2 separate regions of the Homo sapiens genome follow, and region 2 is linked to region 1. The links are chromatin contacts, found by Hi-C or POLR2A ChIA-PET in ENCODE. All regions are on one chromosome and are shown on one strand. The core of a region is the stretch at or near the end of the contact, and the rest is flanking DNA. Distances in the headings are between cores, read along the strand shown.

Region 1 (4,895 bases), core at 725-3,224:
TTAATCTTCACTATTTGATGAGTACCCTTCTGAAATGTGTATAATTTTTTTAACTTTTATTTTAGGTTCATGGGTGCATGGGCAGGTTTCTTCCATAGGTAAATTTGTGTCAAGTGGGGTTGTTGTACAGATTATTTCATTACCCAGGTATTAAGCCTAGTACCCATTAGTGATTTTTCCTGATCCTCTCACTCCTTCCACCCTCCACCCTCCGAAAGGGCCCATGGTGTTTTGTTCTGCTCTGTGTGTCCATGTGTTCTCATTATTTAGCTCCTATTTATAAGTGAGAACATGTAGTATAAAACCACATTTTCTTTATCCAGTTATCACAGATGGGCATTGAGGTTGATTCCATGTATTTGCTATGATGAATGGTACTGCAATGAACATACTTGTGTATGTGTCTTCATAATAGAATAATTTATATTCCTTTGGGTATATATCCAGTAATGAGATTGCTGGGTCGAATGGTATTTCTGTCTTCAGGTCTTTGAGGAATTGCCATACTGTCTTCCGCAATGGTTGGACTAATTTATACTCTCACCAACAGTGTATAAGCATTGCTTTTTCTCAACAATCTCACCAGCATCTGTTATCTTTTGACTTTTTAATAATAGCCATCTGACCGGTGTGAGATGGTATCTCATTGAGGTTTTGATTTGCATTTCTTTAATGATCAGTGATGTTGAGCTTTTTTTACATGATTATTTGCCGCATGTATATCTTCTTTTGAAAAGTGTCTTTTCATGTCCTTTGCCTACTTTTTATGGTGCTTTTTTTTTCTTGTAAATTTGTCTAAGTTCCTTATAGATGCTTTGTCAGATGCTGTATCAGTCTATTCTCACACCTATAAGGAACTACCCGAGACTGGGTAATTTATAAAGAAAAGAGGTTTAATTGACTCACAGTTCTGCAGGCTGTACAGGAAGCATGGCTGGGGAGGCCTCAGGAAACTTACAATCGTGGCAGAAAAGCGAAGAGGAAGGCAACACATCTTGCACGGTCAGAGCAGAAGAAAGAGAGTGAAGCGGGAGATAGTACATCAAACAACCAGATCTCATGAGAACTCTATCACGAGACGGCACTAAGGAGATGCTGCTAAACCATCAGAAACCACTCCCATGAGCCAATCCCCTCCCACCAGGCCCCACATCCAACACTGGGGATTGCAATTCCACATAAACTATAAAAACGCCAAGAGTAATTTAAAACTATAAAAAAGCAAGAGTAATTTTAAAAATCCTCATAGAACTTTCAATCTGGAAAGGATCTTGGATACTACCAAGTTCAAACTACACCCTGAGTCCCCAGCCCCCATTTACAGATGAGGCCACCTAGGGCTCAAAACATTAAAGAACTTGCCCAAGGACACATTACTACCAACCCGCAGGACCAGGACTGGTACTATAGTTGTTAAAGTCCTCCCAGTCCGAGACTCTTTCTGCTTTCCTATATATTCCATAATTTAAATACTGATACAGCATCGAGCAGGGGTTAGCAAACTTTTCCTGTGAAGGACAAGACAATACATAATTTAGGCTTTTCAAGCCATATGGTTGCATATGGTCTCAACTACTTAATTCTGCCATTGTAGCATAAGAGCAGCCATAGGCAAAACATAAGCAAATCGGTGTGGTTGTGTTGAAATAAAACTTAATTTGTAAAAACAGGTGGCAAACTAGATTTGGCCTGTGGGCAGCAGTTTGATGATGCCTGGTCTAGAGAAAAAGAACTGTACTTTCTCAGACTTTTGATTCACTTCCTTCCTGTATTACTCAGGCTATGGCATGAGTGAGTGTGGAAGAACAAGGTACATTTTGACCCATCCCCAAAGCTCCTAGAAAAGTTAGAAAACCCTTCCCAACCCATGTCGTAAATCATTAAAATCACATATACGCACATCCCAGAGAGAGAAAGGGTGAAAGGGTAGGGATACAGGCTAACGGGTGAACATTCTGGTAGTTAATCAGCTGCCTCTTCTACTTACTAGCTATTTACTTAATGAGATCAAATCAAGTGGCCAAGCTTCCTTGTTTATTGGTATCTAGGGGACTCATTAACTACCTATAAATCTCTGCTGCTCTCTGGTGGTAGAAGACATTCGAGAGAAGTTGAATACTGTAGAATTCAGCAACTGAGTTCCCAAAATGTTTTGGACACTAAAGAACTAAATGAGTGAGATAGAGTATTTTCAAACTTACTAAACAAAATCATAATTGAATCCTTGAAATATTTCTATGAATGATTTTCCTTCATCATAAATCCTCGTTTTTTTTTTCTATCAGGCCCAAACATCAGTTTTTCTGACAACTGAAGTTTCCATTATTTTTCTTTCTCTAAAGCAGGAGCATCATAACTAATAAACACTGCTCAGAAGAAGCTTTAATTCTTCCAGAACTTTCAGATAACGCACAAAAAGGTGTAGCAGAGAGTCAAAGGAGATTAAGCATCCATGTGGCAGCTGACAGCAAAGGGAATTTTAATGCAAATGACAATTTCAACTCGTGCATGTAGCTGAACATCAGCAGATTTTACTTCTCCTCAGTGCTGGTTTTTTTTTCTAGTGCCTTAATCACACCAGAGAAGCTGAGAACCCCATCTTCAGTTTTCTTGTCACTGAAAACTGCGCTTCAGGGATGGGTTGACATTCTACACCAGGAGACTAGTCAGACCACTATTTTCATATCAGTCAGTGTATGGCTCCTGGTGGCTCAAGCCAAACTTGGGTGGAGAGGTTCCAAAAACCGGAGGTAAGGAAGAGTAGGAACAAATGAGCTTGAATCTTTTATGGGCCCAGGGGCTGTGCCTATCTTACCCGCTGTGGTTAATACATTCCAGCTCCTGGAACAGAGACTAATACATTGCAGGGACTAATATGCTTTTACTAAGTGAGTGAGGAAATAATTGAATGAAACACTAGTGTTTATGAGAGTGGTTTATAGGCTATATAGCACCCTATAAGTAATCATTGCATTCATACTAGAAGTAGCAAAGGAGTGAATTACAAATCAAGAGATAATGGCAGGAAATAGCACATCTAATACGGAAAGAAGTTCTTTCCAAACCCACAATTTCATGTCTCCTTTCTCAGTATCACAGCATCACAAAACTTAGGGATTAGAAAGGATTTTAACACTTTCGTTGTCCAAACTTCCACTGACGCTCTTTATTCAGAGTTCCACAATATTACCACCAAATGGTAGTCACCCACCCTCTGCTCAGACACTTCCGGAGACAGGAACTCAATGTCTGCAAAGACACTTTGTATTTTGGATGGGGAAGGGAAGTTGAAGCAGTAGGGAAGTGTTGGAAAAGGAGATTCCAGAGTTGTGCTGTTCAATAGGTCGTCACTATCCACCTGTGACTATTGAGCACTTGATATGTGGCTAGTCCAAACCGAGGTGTGTTGTGATTTTTGAAACCTTAATACAAAAAAAGATGTAGAATATCATTAATTCCTTATAATGATTACATTGTGAAATCATAATAGCTTGTATCCACTAAGACAAATATTTTATTAAAATTAATTTCACTTTTTTCCGTTTACCTTTTTAATGTGGTACTAGAACATTTAAAAGTATGTATATGGCTCACATTATATTTCTACTGGGTGGCATGGGTCGAGAGAACACATTTTGTCTTTCTTTCAATTCAGCAAAACAAATAAAATGTCTTTAGGAGACACTAATATGGAAACTCTGGTCTGCTTTGAGTATGAAAATCAAAATCCCTACTCAATAATTTGAATCCTGTCCCCTCTGTTATGGTGCTTGTGTCTGTGTCTGTTCTTGGCTGTGAAATGGAAAAAATATTTTCTTCTTTTCCTTATCTCTACAGAGAGTCATAGACTCATCATGAGCCTCTCATAATGACAGTCTCTTATTGTCCTGGAAACAGTGTACAAGGAGAGCTGCCTCAGCTCAGTGAAAGGAATGGTTTTTTTTTTTTTTTTAATTATACTTTAAGTTTTAGGGTACATGTGCACAATGTGCAGGTTAGTTACATATGTATACATGTGCCATGCTGGTGTGCTGCACCCACTAACTCGTCATTTAGCATTAGGAGATATACCTAATCTCCCCCCTCCCCCCACCCCTCCCCCCTCCCCCCACCCCACAACAGTCCCCAGAGTGTGATGTTCCCCTTCCTGTGTCCATGTGTTCTCATTGTTCAATTCCCATCTATGAGTGAGAACATGTGGTGTTTGGTTTTTTGTCCTTGCGATAGTTTACTGAGAATGATGATTTCCAATTTCATCCATGTCCCTACAAAGGACATGAACTCATCATTTTTTATGGCTGCGTAGTATTCCATGGTGTATATGTGCCACATTTTCTTAATCCAGTCTATCATTGTTGGACATTTGGGTTGGTTCCAAGTCTTTGCTATTGTGAATAGTGCCACAATAAACATACGTGTGCATGTGTCTTTATAGCAGCATGATTTATAGTCCTTTGGGTATATACCCAGTAATGGGATGGCTGGGTCAAATGATATTTCTAGTTCTAGATCCCTGAGGAATCGCCACACTGACTTCCACAATGGTTGAACTAGTTTACAGTCCCACCAACAGTGTAAAAGTGTTCCTATTTCTCCACATCCTCTCCAGCACCTGTTGTTTCCTGACTTTTAAATGATTGCCATTCTAACTGGTGTGAGATGGTGTCTCATTGCGGTTTTGATTTGCATTTCTCTGATGGCCAGTGATGATGAGCATTTTTTCATGTGTCTTTTGGCTGCATAAATGTCTTTTGAGAAGTGTCTGTTCATATCCTTTGCCCACTTTTTGATGGGGTTGTTTTTTTCTTGTAAATTTGTTTGAGTTCATTGTAGATTCTGGATATTAGCCCTTTGTCAGATGAGTAGGTTGCGAAAATTTTCTCCCATTTTGTAGG
Region 2 (4,895 bases), core at 926-3,425, 230 kb before region 1:
CCTGTAATCGTAATAGTTTGGGAGGCTGAGGCGGGTGGATCACTTGAGTTCAGCAGTTCAAGACCAGCCAGGCCAACATGGTGAAATATTGTCTCTGTCAAAAATACAAAAATTAGCCAGGCTTGGGATGGTGGGCCCCTGTTATCCCAGCTACTCGGGAGGCTGAGGCAGAAGAATCACTTGAACCTGGAAGGAGGAGGTTGCAGTGAGCTGAGGTAGCGCCGCTGCACTCTAGCCTGGGTGACAGAGTGAGACTCCATCTCAAAAAAAAAAAAAAAAAGAAATATTATTAGAGATTGATGATGCTTCAGACATGTCGGGCCTCTCAACCTTTTGGAGCACCAATATTACAAAGAACAATTTAACTTGTGAATATGCAATAAAAATTATTCCAATTTTATGGTGATTTGCTCATGCCTCTTTGTAATATTCTGATTTCAATCAATTCAAAAACAATTCAATAAGGTAGAATAATTACAACTAACTTGACCTTTAAGTTTTACTATATTAGTCTAGGAATAGAAATGCCCCAATGAACATTTTATAAAAGGTACAATTTTAATCTGCAAATAGACAATAGTTTTCAGATCAGCCTCATCTTCATAAAAATATACATTCATTCCTGCTCACAAGGGGCACAGAAAAAGAAAAAAAATGAAAAAACAATGCATGCCTATGTGAAACAACTGTAGTTACTTAGGTCAGTAGCCACACTGCCTTTTTAAATTCACTGAAATGACTGAGATTAGGAGGGGGCCAACCATCAGATGGTTGAAACTGACATCAAAATGGGGCTATGTGATATTAGAGGACACAGGCAAGACTGCCATGGACGAGCCTGGGGAGTTCTAATAGAACAATCTGGCCATACCTGCCCCATATTCTGTATATGATTGAAGTTACTTTCAGCCTTTTATTCTATTACTATAATATACAGCTTTGAATCCCAAAATCCTGTTAAGAAAAACAAATCCTGAATGATCCATTTCAGAAATTTCAAATATGTATATATATTTTTCCTAAGGGGAATAAAATGCCAAGGAAGGAATTTCATGGATTAAAAATCTCTTTTAAAGCACTTGGAAAGAGAACAGGGATAATCCAATTTGTACACTTTTTTCACTTTATTATTCTCTTGCATAATAAGAAATGTATACAGCTATACAAGAAATACATAGTATTTTGCCACCTATGTTACCTAGTTTTATTTTAATTGTGATTTTGGTGTAATCAAATAGGAAAGTGAAAACTCAGATCTTAAAAACCATCTCACAAAATTAAAGGTAATCATTTAATCCATAGTGTGTGGTCAAGTTGAAATCTTGGTCTGTATCTTGGTCTGTATCTTTTAAACTGAAAAGTAACTTGAAGATTATTTGGGGCTCTCTTAAGTGACAGCTATTTACAACAAAATTTTATGTTGTTGATTTTTTAGTGTACTTTTTTTCATTTCTTTTTATTTATTGTACTTTAAGTTCTGGGATATGTGCGCAGAACGTGCGGGTTTGTTACATAGGTATACACGTGCTATGGTGGTTTGCTGCACCCATCAACCCGTCATCTGCATTAAGTATTTCTCCTAATGCTATCCCTCCCCTAGCCCCCCACCCACTGACAGGCCTCAGTGTGTGATGTTCCCCTTCCTGTGTCCATATGTTCTCATTGTTCAACTCATAATTTGCTGTCTTAAAAAAAAGTACAGATTATTCTTTGAATGGCAGTTTCTCCTGCAGGCCTGGGCCCTTTGGGATTTGCTGAGCTTTTTCAAACCTGTAGAAGGAGTAATCTGTTCACCAATAAGGTCAGTATTGCCTCATCTTACGCAGATCCAGTGTTTGATACAAAGGGCGGGGAAGCATAGACATGGTCTAAGTGATGCAAACCATGAAGCAAGAAAGTCACAGACTTGAATCAGAGCCAGGACTTCCACACATACAGCCTGCAGTAAGCCACAAGGCAATTCCCAAAGTGATCTTACATATGGAGTACAGCATCCCAAATTTTAGAGATAGAGGAGAGTTTAGAGATTATAGACCAAGCTCTTCATTTTAAAGCTGAGGCCAAGTGTGGTTAGATGACATATGTAGGGCTCTAGAGCTAGCCAGTGGCATTGCCAGAATTAGAACCCTGGACTCCTGCCTACCAATCCGGCCCCACATCAGGCATCCCCTGCTGCCTCATGCAAAAAAAGCAAGAGCCAAGTACTAAAGGGATGGGCTCGCCCAATAAATGTGGCCAGCAGCAGATCCTTGACTCTGGATTTTATTATAAACTTGAAAAAAATTCTCCATCAATCACAAATAATAAATGCTATATACAGAACAGCATCTTGTTCCAAAAGTGTGCATTTGAAAAGAAAGGAGAAAAAAACCCTACACTATCTTTAAATCTCGAGGCATAGCTCTAAACAGATGGAAAAGCCAATCTACGTCATCAAGAAAAAAAATCATGTTTTTTTGAAAAGGAAGAATGACTTTTGCTGGAATAGAGTCAGGGTGGAGTAGGAAGAGTCCACATCTAAGAGTGTTAACTCATTTTTTTGTAGACCATTTGCCAAGAGCCAGAGGAAATCCCCAATAATCTTAGCAGAGTAAAGCTTTTTTTTTTAAGGTTAGAGGAAAATGCATTATATACTTTTTTCCTGCTCATGTAAAGTTAGTCTTAATCAACAAGCTACACATATTCTACAAAGGAAATCATTATTAAATGGCCTTCATTTACAAATTTCATGTTACATAGGAGTTACAGCATTTCTTTCAATAGAATATTCCCATGGGGCTACTCTCATAGGTACAGGTCTAGCCTAACCTTGGTCATTCCTCTAACTTCTTGCTGCAGCCTAAAATCTACTATAGTCACAGGCCTAGATGGCCTGTTTGGGTCTCTGTTATATTGTTAAAAAAGAAAGGGCACTCTTATCCATACGCATTCTCCTAAAGATCTTGAACTATAATGAGCAATTAATAAGTATTTGTTGAATGAACGACTGGCTTTTGATTTGAAGCAGAAATTAGGCTTCGTACTCCATAACAATGCTCAGTGGTAAAATCAGAAGCATCAATTTGACTTTGAAATATATTGCTTTTGTTTCTGTGAAAAATGGAGCACCCCATTGGACACCTGGGGAAGTAGCTACAGTTCCTTCCAAAGGGAACACACTAAAAAATATGACAAAGTACATGATGCCCAACTCACAGGTATCCAGTTGCAGAATAATGTGACGTATAGAGACATATGGACCCAGACTGGGATTTGGGGTCTTACCCTTGCCCCTCTCAAATACATAAAACAATTCAAGCAATTTTTATTAATTTGCTTGCTTTTGATCGCTCTAGAGAGTCCCAGACTCTCACATGGATAGACCTCACTCCTCTACTTGTGGGCCCTCAGGCTTGAGGAGGAGGACGAAAGGCGGTCAAGTGGCAGCACGAGTTCCTGGCTTGTTATTTCCTCCTCGCAGGGTAGTTCCACCAGGAGAGCAGCTCTGCAGCTTGTGCTGAAAGTTTTCTTCTGTCTTTGCAGCACCTGTTCTCCCTCTCCTTACAAGTGAGGGCTTCTGGAAATTTTCAAGTGCCCAAGAAGCATGGGAGGGCCATGAACTGCCACCTGTTAGTAACTGTTACTTCATCTCAGTATCCAAATGAAATGATTGGGCAGTGGTCTTCACAGCGGCCCATGTCACATGCTCCATGCCAAGAGTTGTTTTCCTTAAATCCTAATCAAAACTGAGTTACTCCAAGATGTACATCAAACAAAGAGTTCTTAAAGCTGCTTTCTTGGTAATTATAACTGTTTCAAGGAATTTTGGTGGCTGCTGATACCATTTTCTGGATTAAACATACAGCCTCTAAATATACAGCATTCCTCAGCATGCCTCGCAAGTGTCAGGCAAACATTTGTATTTCAGTTAGGAATTTCTGCAGTGAAGACATTGCTTGGTACATTTTCCAGGACCCAGTTGACATTTAAACAGAAGAGGTGACCACTTATTTGACAAGACTTTTAAGAGACATAGAAAGGATCTCATGATTTAAGAAATTCTTCCATTATAATGCTACCTGGTGGTTGAAATCTTCCCATTAGAGAAGACAGGCCTGATTCTCTTGAATTAGGACTTTACATAAGCATCGGTAAATAAAAAGCAAGTGTTTCAAGAGAATAAGTATGGCAGATAATTTTCAAGAGTAGGCTAGCAGGAATGAGGCACTAACTAGGGATATTTTGACCAAGCATGGTGATGGGATAGTCTGGAGCTGACAGCATTATAAGGAGAAGGCAAGTTTGGAATGGGGCAAGATGAATCTTTAGATATTAGGGTCACCAGGTCCAGGATGGAGAACACAGGGTGGCCCCCAAAGACAAAACGTGCTTCCACTCTTCCACTTTTATGCTCACCACTTGTTCTAGAATTTTTCCCCTTAACTGTCAAAAATGCCTTACATGGGATTATATCCTACAATTGAAATCAAAGCAGCTGGTAAGCACAGAGCTTTATATGTGGTGGGTGTTTAATAGATGCTGATGGAAGTTGGATTTCATTCATCTGCTCATCAAGATGTGTTTTGCTCTTTGTCCCAGCAAAACCACAGCTTTTTAAAAGATCAGGATCAGGAACAAGGTCATTAAAAATATATTTTAAAATGGAAATTAAAACAGAAAGGAGGTGTGAGGATTCTTGCCAGTCCAATCAACATGCAGTTTCTCAGTGGAGGAATCACAGAAATGCGGGCTGAGAAGGGTGTGCCTTCCTAAAAAGGGGCAGGGAGAAGGGCAGCTGGGATGGAATGTCATCCTTCCCTTAAGCACTGGATTCTCACGAACACATATCTGCCACCTGGTAATTTCACCTCACTAGCTCCATGCATCAATGTATTTAGAATCTCTTTTTTATCATA

Evidence for each region. A loop is a pair of places that touch in the nucleus more often than their neighbours do. ChIA-PET counts read pairs that join two places held with the same protein, here RNA polymerase II (POLR2A). Pooled maps may share reads with other maps.
Region 2: a loop to region 1 is called in a pooled map, with 2.3 times the contacts of the local background. The contact joins two enhancer-like sites. A Hi-C loop is called at or near these places in 1 of 168 maps with a recorded cell type or tissue (mammary epithelial cell) and 3 of 50 pooled maps. POLR2A ChIA-PET finds 5 or more read pairs at or near these places in 2 of 52 experiments (A673 and BJ).

What each region holds. Positions count from the first base shown.
Region 1 is chr3:101,194,222-101,199,116 of GRCh38, forward strand. No RefSeq gene overlaps it. Among named protein-coding and RNA genes, the nearest start is that of IMPG2, 120 kb to the right of the region's middle. RefSeq lists an enhancer at 4,118-4,619. Within about 2 kb of position 1,975, at least 4 of the 41 ENCODE cell types and tissues checked have a DNase peak (open chromatin) inside an H3K27ac peak, as active enhancers do.
Region 2 is chr3:100,967,241-100,972,135 of GRCh38, forward strand. All of the region lies in intron 1 of ABI3BP (ABI family member 3 binding protein), which reads right to left. Among named protein-coding and RNA genes, the nearest start is that of ABI3BP, 24 kb to the right of the region's middle. Within about 2 kb of position 2,176, at least 2 of the 41 ENCODE cell types and tissues checked have a DNase peak (open chromatin) inside an H3K27ac peak, as active enhancers do.